Linked DNA regions of Homo sapiens: regions 2 and 3 are each linked to region 1. The links are chromatin contacts, found by Hi-C or POLR2A ChIA-PET in ENCODE. All regions are on one chromosome and are shown on one strand. The core of a region is the stretch at or near the end of the contact, and the rest is flanking DNA. Distances in the headings are between cores, read along the strand shown. Region 1 overlaps LOC643339 (a long non-coding RNA gene). Region 2 overlaps LOC643339 (a long non-coding RNA gene). Region 3 overlaps LOC643339 (a long non-coding RNA gene).

Region 1 (4,046 bases), core at 510-3,009:
AAGTTGGAATTCTCCCTTCCACAAAGAAAAAGATATGTGTTTTTGCATCATGGTGTAGTGGAAAGAACTACCTGTACAGATCAGAAAACTGGTGTGCTGATCTCAGCTCTGACGTGACTTGGGTCTGTAACTCAGCAAAATCACTTCAAGCTTTCAGGGCTCTACAGCTTCATCTGTATGACCAGAGGGTGTGACTAGATCAGCATTTCCTAAAGCACGATCCTTGGAACAACTGGCACTCTAGACCTGCACTCACAGGTAGTCGCTAGACACATTTAGCTATTGAGCACTTGAAATGTGGCCAGGGTCACATTTTAAAATATAAAAACTAAAACAACATACAAGGAAAATTTAAAGTGTCTCACTAATAATTTTTATGTTGATTAATGTTGGAATAATAATCATTTTGTAGATTGGGTTAAATACATTATTAAATTTGGGATAGAAGGGGAGGCTGGGCATGTTGGCGGAAAGGGGTATATGGGGACTGTCAGTACTTTCTATTCAATTTTGCAGAAAATTGAACCTAGAACCAAAAAATGAAGCCTATTTATAAATAAATAAAATTTATATAAAAAGTTAGGTTTACGTGTTTCTTTTTACTTTTTAAATGCGGCTACTAAAACATTGAAAATTACATATGTAGTTACAGATACAGTTGGCAGAATATTTCAACTTGACATATATTTCTATTGCTGTTCTATAATCTGAAAGAAGAAAAAATGTTTCTCTAACCAAACACTGTACATCATATCCCCCACATTTCACCACCCCTCTCCCTTGTCATCACGCTCATTATTAAGGTGTGAATATCGACATGGATATAGGGTGTGGAAAGGTAGACAATGGAGATTTGGAGGGGCGATGGGATGGGAGAGGGGTGGATGATGAGAGATTACTTAATGTGTATAATACATGTTATTTGGGTGATAGATGCCCTAGAAGCCTTGACTTCACCACTATGCGATCTATGCATGTCACAAAATTACACTCATACCCCATAAATTTATGCAAAAAAATACCCAAAGTGTGTTTAATACACAGTATGGAGAAACATGTTTGATTGGCATTTTCTAGATGCATTTGATAATGGAATCTATTTTCCACTGACCATCTATTCATACCCTTCAGTTCTGAGGAAGATATTCTGGAAATGTCAGATCTAGATTCTCTGTAAAGTCTTTTTGGAGTCCAATAATTTGTGACATTAGGATTCTAAGGATGTGGAAGGAGGCCATGAGTGAGAGTCTAACATGCCTGTTCAGATAGGGAGAGTTTTAAGGAGAAATCATGTTCTTCACCAACACCTCACAGGAGAGGTAGCAGCTAACTGAATGCTGAAAGGGAAGAAAATTGGGAGACCAGAGCCTGGAATCAAGGGACTGGGGAGGAGAGCCAAGCTCAGGCCCAGGGGGTCTCCTAAGAGAAGTAAACCTGGCTCTCTACTGTGTGGGATGCTGATGCTTGAGAAACCAGCACCACAGGAAATGTCAAAGTCCTGGATAGAAGTTGGAAATGGAAAACATGAAGTTCCAGCAGCAGCAGCAGTATGAGCAACTAGAGGGCTGCAGAAATCCCACCGTTGAAAGAACTCCTTCCATGTCAGTGGGTCAAACCCAGCCAGGGAGGCTAGGCTGCTCCACACTTCCACCCTCTCACCCCCAGGGCTCCAGAGAGCAGATGAGGAGAAACCCGTAAGGATTTATCTAGCCAGATAAAGCACTGAAGCCACAGCCTGTGGCCTCTGACCGAGATTTCTACGTGAGTGATAGGAAACCTATTTCTGTGCCTGACATTTCTGCCTGTTTCCAGACAGGGTGTCCCAACTCAAGTGCTATGTGGCTTAGGATTTCTGGGGTTCCATTATGAATTGAAGTTTCTCTGGGATGAACCTCAAAAATTTTCCTACCGTATTGCTTCCTAACTTCTCCTTGGTCCTCTGAAACTGCCAAAGTCTTGCTTTGTAGAATTACTTTCTGTAAGCTCCAAGTGTGTATTTATTTTGAATTAACATTGTTTACAGCTTTATTGAAGAATAATTTATATACAATAAACTTCACCAACTTAAAGTGTGAATGGATTTTAGTAAATGAAAATAGTCATGCCACCACCACCACAATCACATTTTGGAACACTGCCATAACCCCGAAATTGTCCTCAGGCCCCTTTGCATTCAACTCCTGTCCATATCCCCAGCCCCAGGAAAAAAACAATCTATTTATTGTCCCTTTAGTTTTGTCTTTTTAGGATTTTCATTAAATATTTTGAGACAGCCAGGTGGGAAGGGATCCCCAGAGAGACTCCAACCGGCCTGCTCCCCGGGAGGAGTGCGCACTGGGGTGGAGCCTTGGGAAGTTCGTGCCATTTGCAGGGGGAGGAGCCTGGCCTTTCTTCTTCCTGGGTGGAACCCGGGATTCAATCTGTGAGGCGGAAGCCTTTACTAGCAGGACTCTCACTCTGCTGAGGGTCCCTGTTTGCCCTTTTTTTCCTTTTCACCCAATAAATTCCATTTTTCTCACCCTTCAAAGTGTCTGTGGGCCTAATATTTCATGGCCGTGTGACAATGACCCGGCTCTTAGCTGAACTAAGGAGAAAGCCCTACAACGATTTCAGGTAAATGGAATCATACAGTACTATACATGGTATTTTGTTTTTGGCTTCTTTCACTTAGCCTGGTGCCTTTAAAATTCATCCACATTGTTGCATCAGTACTCTATAGAGGAGGAAAAATAATTTTTCCTCTACCTTTCATGAGTTCTTAATTGGAACAGACCCTTGTAACAAAAAACAGATTAATAAGAGAAAAACAAACAGAAGATTAATCACATGTATACCTTATGCATATGTGGAAGATACTCAGGGAAGAGTGAATAAAATCGCCAGAGTAGATCTCAAAAGCTTGCTTACACTTGAGACTACAGTCATGTACCATGTCCCCTGAAATAAAGAAAGAAGGGTGTGGGAAATGCCTAGTTATGGGGAACTGGCCAGGAAAAGCCCCATAAACGAGGTTTAGATTTGTTGTACAGATTTAAGCCTATGCCTTCTCCATTGGCAAGAGTGTCTAGTGATCTACCATCCTTTCCTCCTGGTACAGAGAGGGAGACAATCTTACAAATGGAGAGTTCCTTTATAGATGTACATTTCTCTTACAAAAGGGTAACCTCTACTCTCATTTTCAGAGCTTCTCCTGTGTCTGCTGTTTCCCAGAAGAATCACCTCAAATAATCCTTATGCCAAAAAAGCATATTTTGAGGTGGTATATTCTGGTCTCCTACAGTCATATTTTGGGGGTATTGTGCCCTGTAGCCCCATCAACTCCATTCCTTTTAGTTGTTAATATTTAACTGTATATCACCATTTTCTTTTTATCTATATATCAGTTGATGGCCATTCAGATTGTTTCCAGTTCGGTGTTATTATGGAATGATGTTATGAACATTCATGTATGTCTTTCAGTGGGCATATTTTCTCATTTCTCTTGGGTAATACCTAAGAGTGGAATTACTGGGCGGTAAGTGTATGTTTAACATTTTAAGAAGCTTCTTTTTTTGAAACATCTGTATTGTTTTCCATTGCCAACAGCAGCGTATGAGATTTCTAGTTGCTCTATAGCCTCACCAACACTTATTATTGCCAGTATTTTTAACCTTAGCTATTCTAGTGTGGGTGTAGTGGTCTCCCATTGTGGTTTTAAGTTGCAGTTCTGTAATTACTAATGATGCTAAGCATTTTTTCATGTGATTTTTTGACAGTTCATGTATTTTCTTTTGTGCATTGTCTATTCAAATATTTTTCTCATTATATTATTGGATTGTTTTCTTAAGTTGTAAGAGAAATTAATGTTATCTGGATACAAATCCTTTGTTAGATATATATTTTACAAATATTTTCTCTTAATGGCTTAGCTTTTCATTTTCTGAATTGTGTCTTTTGACAAGCTAATGTTTTAACTCTTTATGAAGCCCAATTTATCAATTTCTCTTTTACAGTTCATGCTTTTTGTAATCTATTACATAAGAAACTTGCCCTAATCCAAGGTTACG
Region 2 (4,046 bases), core at 896-3,395, 210 kb after region 1:
CTCTCTCCCTCTCAACACACACACACACTCACACACTCACTCACACACATACATACACTTTCTTTCCTACATTAACGTAAGTTTACTACTCCACTGTCTTCATTAGCATAACTTTACTATTCCAGGAGATTCTAGCCTAAGCAAATAATTTGATTATTCATTACAGAAACTTCCCAAAAAGATCCTTCACTCTTCAACAGGAAGTACCAGCAGACGGTTAACACCCTAAGGATCTTCAAATCCCTCAACTCAAAATCCTTTCCTTGCTGTTTCCAATTCTACACTGTTGTGTTATTATCCTTATTCAATCTTCATCAAGCTCCCTTACCGAAAGATCACCTTAAACCAAACTCCCAATAAAACATATTTTTTAATTCACCACTGATCGGAAGGCATAAAATAATTTTTTAAATAATAAAATACAACCTTGCTTTTTTCCCCTCAGAGATATTACCAAAGCTCTGCCTAGGAGGTGATCTTCCCTACCACAATAAACAATACAGATAGCTTTGACTTATCAGCAGGTTGTGTTGGTGATATTTGGAGAGCCAGCATTTGACAAGTACTTAGTATGGATCGAGCAATAAGCTAAAACATTTGGAAACTGATATATGGCTTAATCTAAGCTAAAACTAAAGCATCTGGAAACTTAATCTATTTCCCCCTAGAGGTCAGAGGCCCTCACTGTTTAAACAATTCCACATCTGGACATTTAAATTTCTGCCTGGTCCAGCATTTGCTACCGTATGTTAAGAGGAATTATTTGTCTAAATGAAAAAACGTTTCCATGGTCAAACAATTTGAAGACTGATGAGTTAAGAATAAAAAGCATCATTTCTTCACTGTGGGACTTCTCAGGGCCTTTAGGGTATACTACTGGGTATCAAAAATATCCAAGAGGGAGTTATTAATATATAGCCTACGCAAAATGTATATAGATGCTTTGTCCTACAGTAACTCCCTAGATTCTCACTGGATACAACAGGGATGATGGACAGTTTTATCTAACCTTCCATCCTGCCGTTTATTCACAGGCCATTTCCAGAGAACATGGTCAGAAAGGAAGATAAATGACCACAGCTGTCTTAGCCCTCAGCAATCAGCTCCGTGGTAATTTTAGGGCTGCCTTGATCTGTGGGCAGGGGAAAATGAAGGAAATGAATTAGCCTGAGTCCTGCCAGCCTTTAAATGAGGATGCCTGTGTGCCCTGAGCTATGCTTAGCTAATTCCAGCCCTTCTCCCCAAAGGGAATGCTGGTCTTTCAATATACTGCCAGGAGTTCCTTAAACCTTTCCCACATCTGTGAACACCAGGCAGAAGTTGTCCAAATGGTCCAAGTTGCTGATCTTTGCTCAAAGGAAGGCCCTGCTGGCATGGACCCCTCAGTTTACAAAGAGGTGGCATCTGACATACTCTGCCCCACTAACAGCTAAAATCCTCATGCTGTTATCTTTCTTGACTGTACCCTTCTGCTAAGATCTCCACTTAAAGGACATTGTTTTGGTCAGCACTCTGACTTGCTTGTTTTGGGTAAAGGAGAGGAAATTGACATTTACTAGACACTTTCTATGCGTCTGATGTCACATAAGACACTTTACATGCTTTATTCCATGTAATTCTAACAAGTGCAAAAAAATCATAATAGCAAATGTTTATCTAGTGTTTCCCATGTACCATGCACTGTTGTAAATGCTTTACATAGTCTCACTCTCTCAAGGCTCAAGGCAACTCTACGTGGTAGATGCTGCTATTACCCCCACTCTATAAATGAGCAAATAGAAGGATAAAGAGGTGAAAATAATTTGTGTAAGGTCACATAGACAGTAGCAGAGCCAGATCGGAACACAGTCACAGTCCATGCATCTAACCACACTACCATTGTCTGCCATTATCTGTCCTGTCAGATGAGAAAACCAAAGCTCAAAGAAGCAGCTCTCTCAAAGGCACACCGGAAGTGGAAGAACTGGTACCAGAACCCATGTCTGTCTACTCCCAAGTCCGTGTTTCTCCTCTAGACCACAGGCTCTCAGAGCATAGTTCCCAGACCAGCAACATCTGTAACAACTGGGAAACTTGTTAGAAATGCAAATTCTTGGCCCCACTCCAGATCTACTAAATCTGAAAGTCTGGCATGGGGCCCAGTCATCTCTATTTTAACAGGACTCCAGGTGATTCCCATGCAGACTAAAGTTTGGGAGGCACTCCTCTACACCATGCTGCCTTCTGTAGAGCACTGAATTTTGATTTTACCGGCAAGGACTAGAGATAGTGCTGTCTAGTGGTTAGAAGCTCTGGGAAGCTAAGAAACAACTTGGTCATGACCCAGCATATTTCACTGTCCTTGACAGTAGACAGGCCAGGGGTTGCTTTTTCCCCCCTTAGCAAATTCATGGAGCAGAAAAAGAACAGCTGCACTGTGGTCAAGAGGAAGACTGGATTCTGTCCTTGGCCATCCTTTACCCTGCTGATCACTTTTCAGATCCAGAGATTCTCAGTGCCTTTCTGTTCAATGTTCTGCTGCTTTTGCCTGCCAGCTTTGTCAGCTCCTACCTGTGACCCTTCTTGTCTTTCAACCCCTCCCACTTCAGGAGGAAGCACTTCTGTGGCAATATGTTCAGCTGATGAGCTGCCCTCCTGGTTCAGATATTGTGCAATGCAAAACATTTCTTAACAATTCCGGAAGCAAACTTTTTTTTTCTCCTTTATTGCTGTCAGGATCAGTTCAGTAGCTACACTAAAGCTTTCACCACTCACTGCTTCACTGAAAAGTTTAAGACCAGAGCGTTCTGCTGAATCAAGCTGTTGTTGAGAGGTTCAGTGTACGTATATAAAACAGAACAATAATTGATTTTTATAGAGGCTGAAAGAAAGTTAAGGAATCTTGGATGGCTCAGGGTGGGAGCTTGAAAGGCTTTTGACTCAGGATGAAGGATCACATGGTCCTCAATTTGTGCTTAATAGCTACAACATGGGGAAAGAGAGAGAGAGAGACACGGTATATAGGGGAAGAAGCTAAGTTAGCGCCAAGCTGAGTATTTTGCAGTCAGGGATCAAAAGGATACTACTTTTAAAAACCATATTTCTTCTTTAACAAACATTAATTCAAGCTCATTGAGTTTCTGTAGGTCATACGTTTCAATCCAGGATCAGCAACACAGAGTGTGTTATTTCACTTTCAATGCTGAGGGTGGGGACCTCCCCCTGCGAGAACATGCTGTATGTTGATTAAAGTTGCAAGGAGAGCTATGAAGGATCTGCCCAAATCTCCTTAATCTCTTTTTCTTCCTTCTTGATAGGTTTCTAGGGATCTGTTGGTTGAATTGTTCTGTGCTTGATATGGAATCTTGGTTTTTATTGGCCCACAGTAAAACTAATTACTACTGGAAAGGGCACCAAATTAAGATTAGCAAGCCTGACTTGATTTATCAAAATGGAATGTATGTATGTAATGGGTGAGTGTGTAGATGTTAGAATCAGGCAGAACACTCCTCAGTTTATGACCTCTCCAAAACCTGGTAGCGGCCGGGCGTGGTGCTCACGCCTGTAATCCCAGCACTTTGGGAGGCTAAGGTGGGCAGGTCATTTGAGGTCAGGAGTTCAAGGCCAGCCTGGCCAACATGGCGAAAACCCATCTCTACTAAAAATACAAAAATTAGCTGGGTGTGGTGGCACATGCCTGCAGTTCCATCTACTCAGGAGGCTGAGGCAGGAGAATCACTTGAACCCGGGAGGCAGAGGTTGCAGTGAGCCGAGATCGTGCCACTGCACTCCTGCCTGGGCAACAGAGCAAGACTCTGTCTCAAAAACAAAACAAACAAACGAAAAAAACCTGGTGGATTATCTTAAGGATTAAGTGGGAAAATACAGGTAATTCCCAACCTGCACAGCTGGGGCATTCAATACTGTTAACTGTTATCAGTGAATTCGCACTCATCGGAGTCTAGTTGGTGCCCGCCCCTGTGCTGGCGAGGCCCTGCAGGATCACAGAGGGACTCTCTGTTGGGGGCAGGCCTAGTTGCAGCTGCACTATTGTCAGCACACCTGCC
Region 3 (4,046 bases), core at 628-3,127, 170 kb after region 1:
TGTGTCCATCTTCTCTTGTTCTCCAAATATTGAGGGAAGGGAGAGTGAGGCAGGAAAGGAAGGAAAACAAACACAATGTTGCATCCCTGAGCTGGCTTTCTCTCAGGATCATGCATGGCCAGTTACTCCATGTCCCAGGACTTTTCGTCCAAGAGACCACAGGAATGACCACATCTGAGCACTGGCTGTCCAAGGAGAGGAAGAGGGAGGAATTTATCCACCAGCTCCCATTCCCCAATGGTCAAAAGTTTACTCCACAGGGTGTTAACTCCTCCTCACTTCTCAGTCACTTCTACAGAGGCATTGAGCACGTTTCTGTCATCAATAAGAAATCCCCGAGATGGAAAGTGACACCCACAAAAGGTCAGTGGGAGCAACACAGAGCCAGCCACAGAGGCAGAACAAATCTGCAAGGCCCCTGAGGCACGTGAGCCTGAGAGCACCTGGAGTAGCTCATGACAGGTGTCTATGACACCCCAGTCCTCTGTGCACAACGCCAGACTTGCCAACTTCACATTTCCTCATGAATGTCTAATAGGTATGTGAAGCTGAACGTGGCCAAAAGAGAACTTTTCTTCCTCTATTCCCCAACTTGCTCTTCCTATATCTTCCCTATCTTGGTCAGTAACATCTTAATCCAGCTAGTTGCCAACCTAAAAAGTGAAGGGTTACTATAGACCCCTCTTGCATCCTCACCCCACTCATCTATCAGTAGGTCTTGTTGGCTCCAGCTACAAAATGTATCCCAAATCCATCCACTTCTCCTGTCTATACTACAACCAACCTAACCCTGCCCATCACCATATCTCAGATAGATTCTGCTTTTCTTAACTGGTCTGCCTGCTCTTTGTCCCTCTAAAACACAGTCTCCACACAGTTGCAACCAGAGATACTTTCTTTTTTTTTTTTTTTTGCAACATCTCATTATTTAAAAATTTCAAGCATATATAGAAGTAAAAAGAACAGTAAATCAAAACCCCCACTACCCACCATTAACAAGCATCCAATCATGGCCAATGTCATTCACCTCTATCTCTAATTTTGAGGTAAATCTCAGATATTACACCATTTGGTCTATAAATGATCTGATTTTGCATATGTTTGCGTCTCTTAAAGATAGGAACTTTAAAAATAACCACATCTAAGGAAAAAATCAATAAAAATTCCAATTAAAAAAACACAAAGTGTTTTTTTTGTTTTTTTTTGTTTGTTTGTTTGTTTGTTTTTTGACAGGGTCTCATTCTATTGTCCAGGCTGAGTGCAGTGGCACAATCATGGCTCACCCCAGCCTCGACCTCCTGGGCTCAAGCAATCCTCCCTCTTCAGCCTCCCGAGTACCTGGGACTACAGGCATGTGCCACCACACCCAGCTAATTTTTGTATTTTTTGTAGAGACAGGGTTTCACCATGTTGCCCTGTCTGGTCTCGAACTCCTGGCCTCAAGCTACCCACCTGCTTCAGCCTCCAAAAGTGCTGGGATTACAGACATGAGCCACTGCACCTGGCCCAGAATGGTCTTTTCAAAAAGTAAAGCAGAACATGTCATTTCTTTGTGAAAACCTTCCCGTGGCTTCCCATCATGCTCTGAACAAAGCCAAACTCCTTCTTAAGACTGCTTTCACATGGCTCCTGCCTATGCCTCTGGTCTCATTTCCAGCCAGGCTCTCCCTGTCCGTGCACACCAGCCACCTTCGTTCTTCCCTGGGAGCCCTTATTCTAGTCGTTCTCTCTACCTAGGAGGCTCATTCCTGTCATCTTCCTATGCTTGGCTCCTTCTTGTCACTCAGGTCTCAGCTTATATAAGGACATCTCTTATCACCTGTGTCAAGTAGCCACCCAGCCCTCGCCACATGACTCTACTCTAATTCTCGCCATAGTCTTTTGCCCATGACATTTCCAGTGTGTCCTGGACAGGTTTACTCTTATTGTCAAGCATGACTATTAATAGCACCTCATTCACTCTCAAAAGTAGGCAACAAGGCTGGACACGGTGGCTCATGCCTGTAATCCCAGCACTTTGGAGGGCCAGGGTAGGAGGATTGCTTGAGCCCAGGAGTTCAAGACCATCCTGGGCAACATGGTGAAACCTCGTCTGTACAAAAAATACAAAAATTAGCTGGGTATGGTGGCACATGCTTGTAGTCCCAGCTACTTGGGAGGCTGAGTGGGAGGATCCCTTGAGCCAGGGAGTTTGAGGCTGCAGTGAGCTGAGATCACACCAATGAACTCCAGCCTGGTGACAGAGCAAGACCCTGTCGCAGAAAAAGAAGTAGGAAACAAATTTTATGATCACTCTACTTATAAGAAACTTATTTTTATTTGACTTTGACTAGCTTATCACCTATCTCCTTCTATGAGGATATAAGCTCTTTGACAGGAGGTCTCTCTGATTAGTTCTTTACTGTATCTACAGTACTTGGCTCATAGGAGATGCTTGATAGGTATCTGTGGAAGGAAGGAAGAAGGAGGGAAGGAAGGAAGCAAGGAAGGTAGGAAGGAAGGAAGGAAGGAAGGGAGGAAGGGAGGAGGGAGGGAGGAAGGAAGGAAGGAAGGAAGGAAGGAAGGAAGGAAGCAGGGAAGGGCATGAGGAAGGGAGGAGGGTGGGTGGGCTCAGGCCCTGACTTTTCAGTTCCTGGTTTCAGACATCTTTTGTAGTACGTACTGGGCTTCCATAATCTCCCGTTAAAATTCCTGTTTTGCTTAACATAGATGGAATGGTTTTCTGTGAGTTATAACCAAGCAATTCTTGACACCTGCTGATTTCTTTTAATAAATTGTCCACTTTCCTCTTCATGCTATACTTTACTTCTAGTGAATTGCTTTATTTAATAAAGAAAAAGAAACTTTTATCAGCACCATCCTTTTAAAAAGTGTTTTCTTTAATCGTAAGCTGTTGAGAAGTCTGGAATTGCAAACAAACAATCCTAATACAAGGTAATTCTTTCTGCTCCAAAATCTACAATAAATATTAGTGACACTGGCAATAAAGCTTCAGATCCTGATTATGCATGAACCCGTTTTTACAAAAACGTTTCAGTGGAAGATATAAATGCATTGTCAAAACAGCATTAAACCCTTGAAATAAGAGCCAGATTTTTTTTTTATAATTCAAGTATGTAAAGCATGTGTATTGCCATGGCCTTTGGGTCATTCCATTTCAGGAAATTCATGCTTTAAAATAGTCATTGTCAAATAAGAGCCATTCTTGGAGGAAACGAAAGGTTGGGTATTATTCATTCAAAGAGAACAATCCAAATATCAAAACTCATTTTGTTTTGTTTTTAATAGGGGATGCTGGGGGTTGGGGGTTTTCTCTGAACTTCAGATAACAGATAATGACAGGAATGTTGATTCATAGTGCACAATATTGAGAAAAAATAAATAAGCTCATTCCCCAAGTAACAGTAACAGTCTTTGAACAAAGAATGAGGAAGCCAAGCATGGAAGGAGATAAAGAAGTTTTACTAAAGAAATGTGCCCCATACCACTTCTCCAACCTCAGCTCTGCTCTCTTTCCCAAAAGAAAAGATTATATTTAACAACCAAAGAAAATTAGAAGATCATCGCACCTCCTTCCAGTAGCCCACCCCCAAAAGCAACAAGTGCCATTTCTGTAAGAAAGGCACTATAAATTCATTTATTTCATGAAAATCCATTGTACTGAAATGTGCTAGGATTTGGATGTACAGTGTGAGTAAAACAGACAAAATCTCTGCTTTCTTGGGGCTTGCAATCTTCTTGAACCCTCAGAAATGGCCCAAATCCCAGCCTATGTGATTTTTCCATCAAGGAGGCAGCATTCCATTGGCCCTATAGTCAGTCAAGGGGCCTGGGTGAAAATCCTGGCTTTACAGTTTACGAGCTGGGTGATCTCAGGACAGTTACTTAATCTCCCTATGCCTCAGATTCCTCATCTGTAAAACTAAGATGGTAATAACATCTACCTCATAGGGTTGTTGGGAGGATTACATGAGGTAAGCAATGTAAAGCAGTTAGATCAGTGCCTGACATAGATTAAGCAATATTTAAGAGTTTGCCATTTTTAT

The links. Hi-C counts contacts between places; a loop is a spot of excess contacts on that map. ChIA-PET counts read pairs that join two places held with the same protein, here RNA polymerase II (POLR2A). Pooled maps may share reads with other maps.
Region 2: a loop to region 1 is called in a map of IMR-90, with 16 times the contacts of the local background. The contact joins two enhancer-like sites. A Hi-C loop is called at or near these places in 4 of 168 maps with a recorded cell type or tissue (GM12878, IMR-90, adrenal gland and 1 more), 9 of 37 single-sample maps with no recorded cell type and 6 of 50 pooled maps. POLR2A ChIA-PET finds 5 or more read pairs at or near these places in 2 of 52 experiments (GM12878 and HepG2).
Region 3: a map of endothelial cell of umbilical vein shows a loop between it and region 1 (2.5-fold over the local background). The contact joins two enhancer-like sites. A Hi-C loop is called at or near these places in 1 of 168 maps with a recorded cell type or tissue (endothelial cell of umbilical vein), 1 of 37 single-sample maps with no recorded cell type and 1 of 50 pooled maps. POLR2A ChIA-PET finds 5 or more read pairs at or near these places in 2 of 52 experiments (activated T-cell and activated naive CD4-positive, alpha-beta T cell).

Annotation. Positions count from the first base shown.
Region 1 is chr12:93,027,587-93,031,632 of GRCh38, forward strand. The region is part of intron 3 of LOC643339 (a long non-coding RNA gene); the gene reads right to left. Among named protein-coding and RNA genes, the nearest start is that of LINC02413, 39 kb to the left of the region's middle. Within about 2 kb of position 1,760, at least 3 of the 41 ENCODE cell types and tissues checked have a DNase peak (open chromatin) inside an H3K27ac peak, as active enhancers do.
Region 2 is chr12:93,241,691-93,245,736 of GRCh38, forward strand. The region is part of intron 2 of LOC643339 (a long non-coding RNA gene); the gene reads right to left. Among named protein-coding and RNA genes, the nearest start is that of LINC02412, 69 kb to the left of the region's middle. RefSeq lists an enhancer at 2,012-2,271. Within about 2 kb of position 2,146, at least 14 of the 41 ENCODE cell types and tissues checked have a DNase peak (open chromatin) inside an H3K27ac peak, as active enhancers do.
Region 3 is chr12:93,200,332-93,204,377 of GRCh38, forward strand. The region is part of intron 3 of LOC643339 (a long non-coding RNA gene); the gene reads right to left. Among named protein-coding and RNA genes, the nearest start is that of LINC02412, 28 kb to the left of the region's middle. Within about 2 kb of position 1,878, at least 3 of the 41 ENCODE cell types and tissues checked have a DNase peak (open chromatin) inside an H3K27ac peak, as active enhancers do.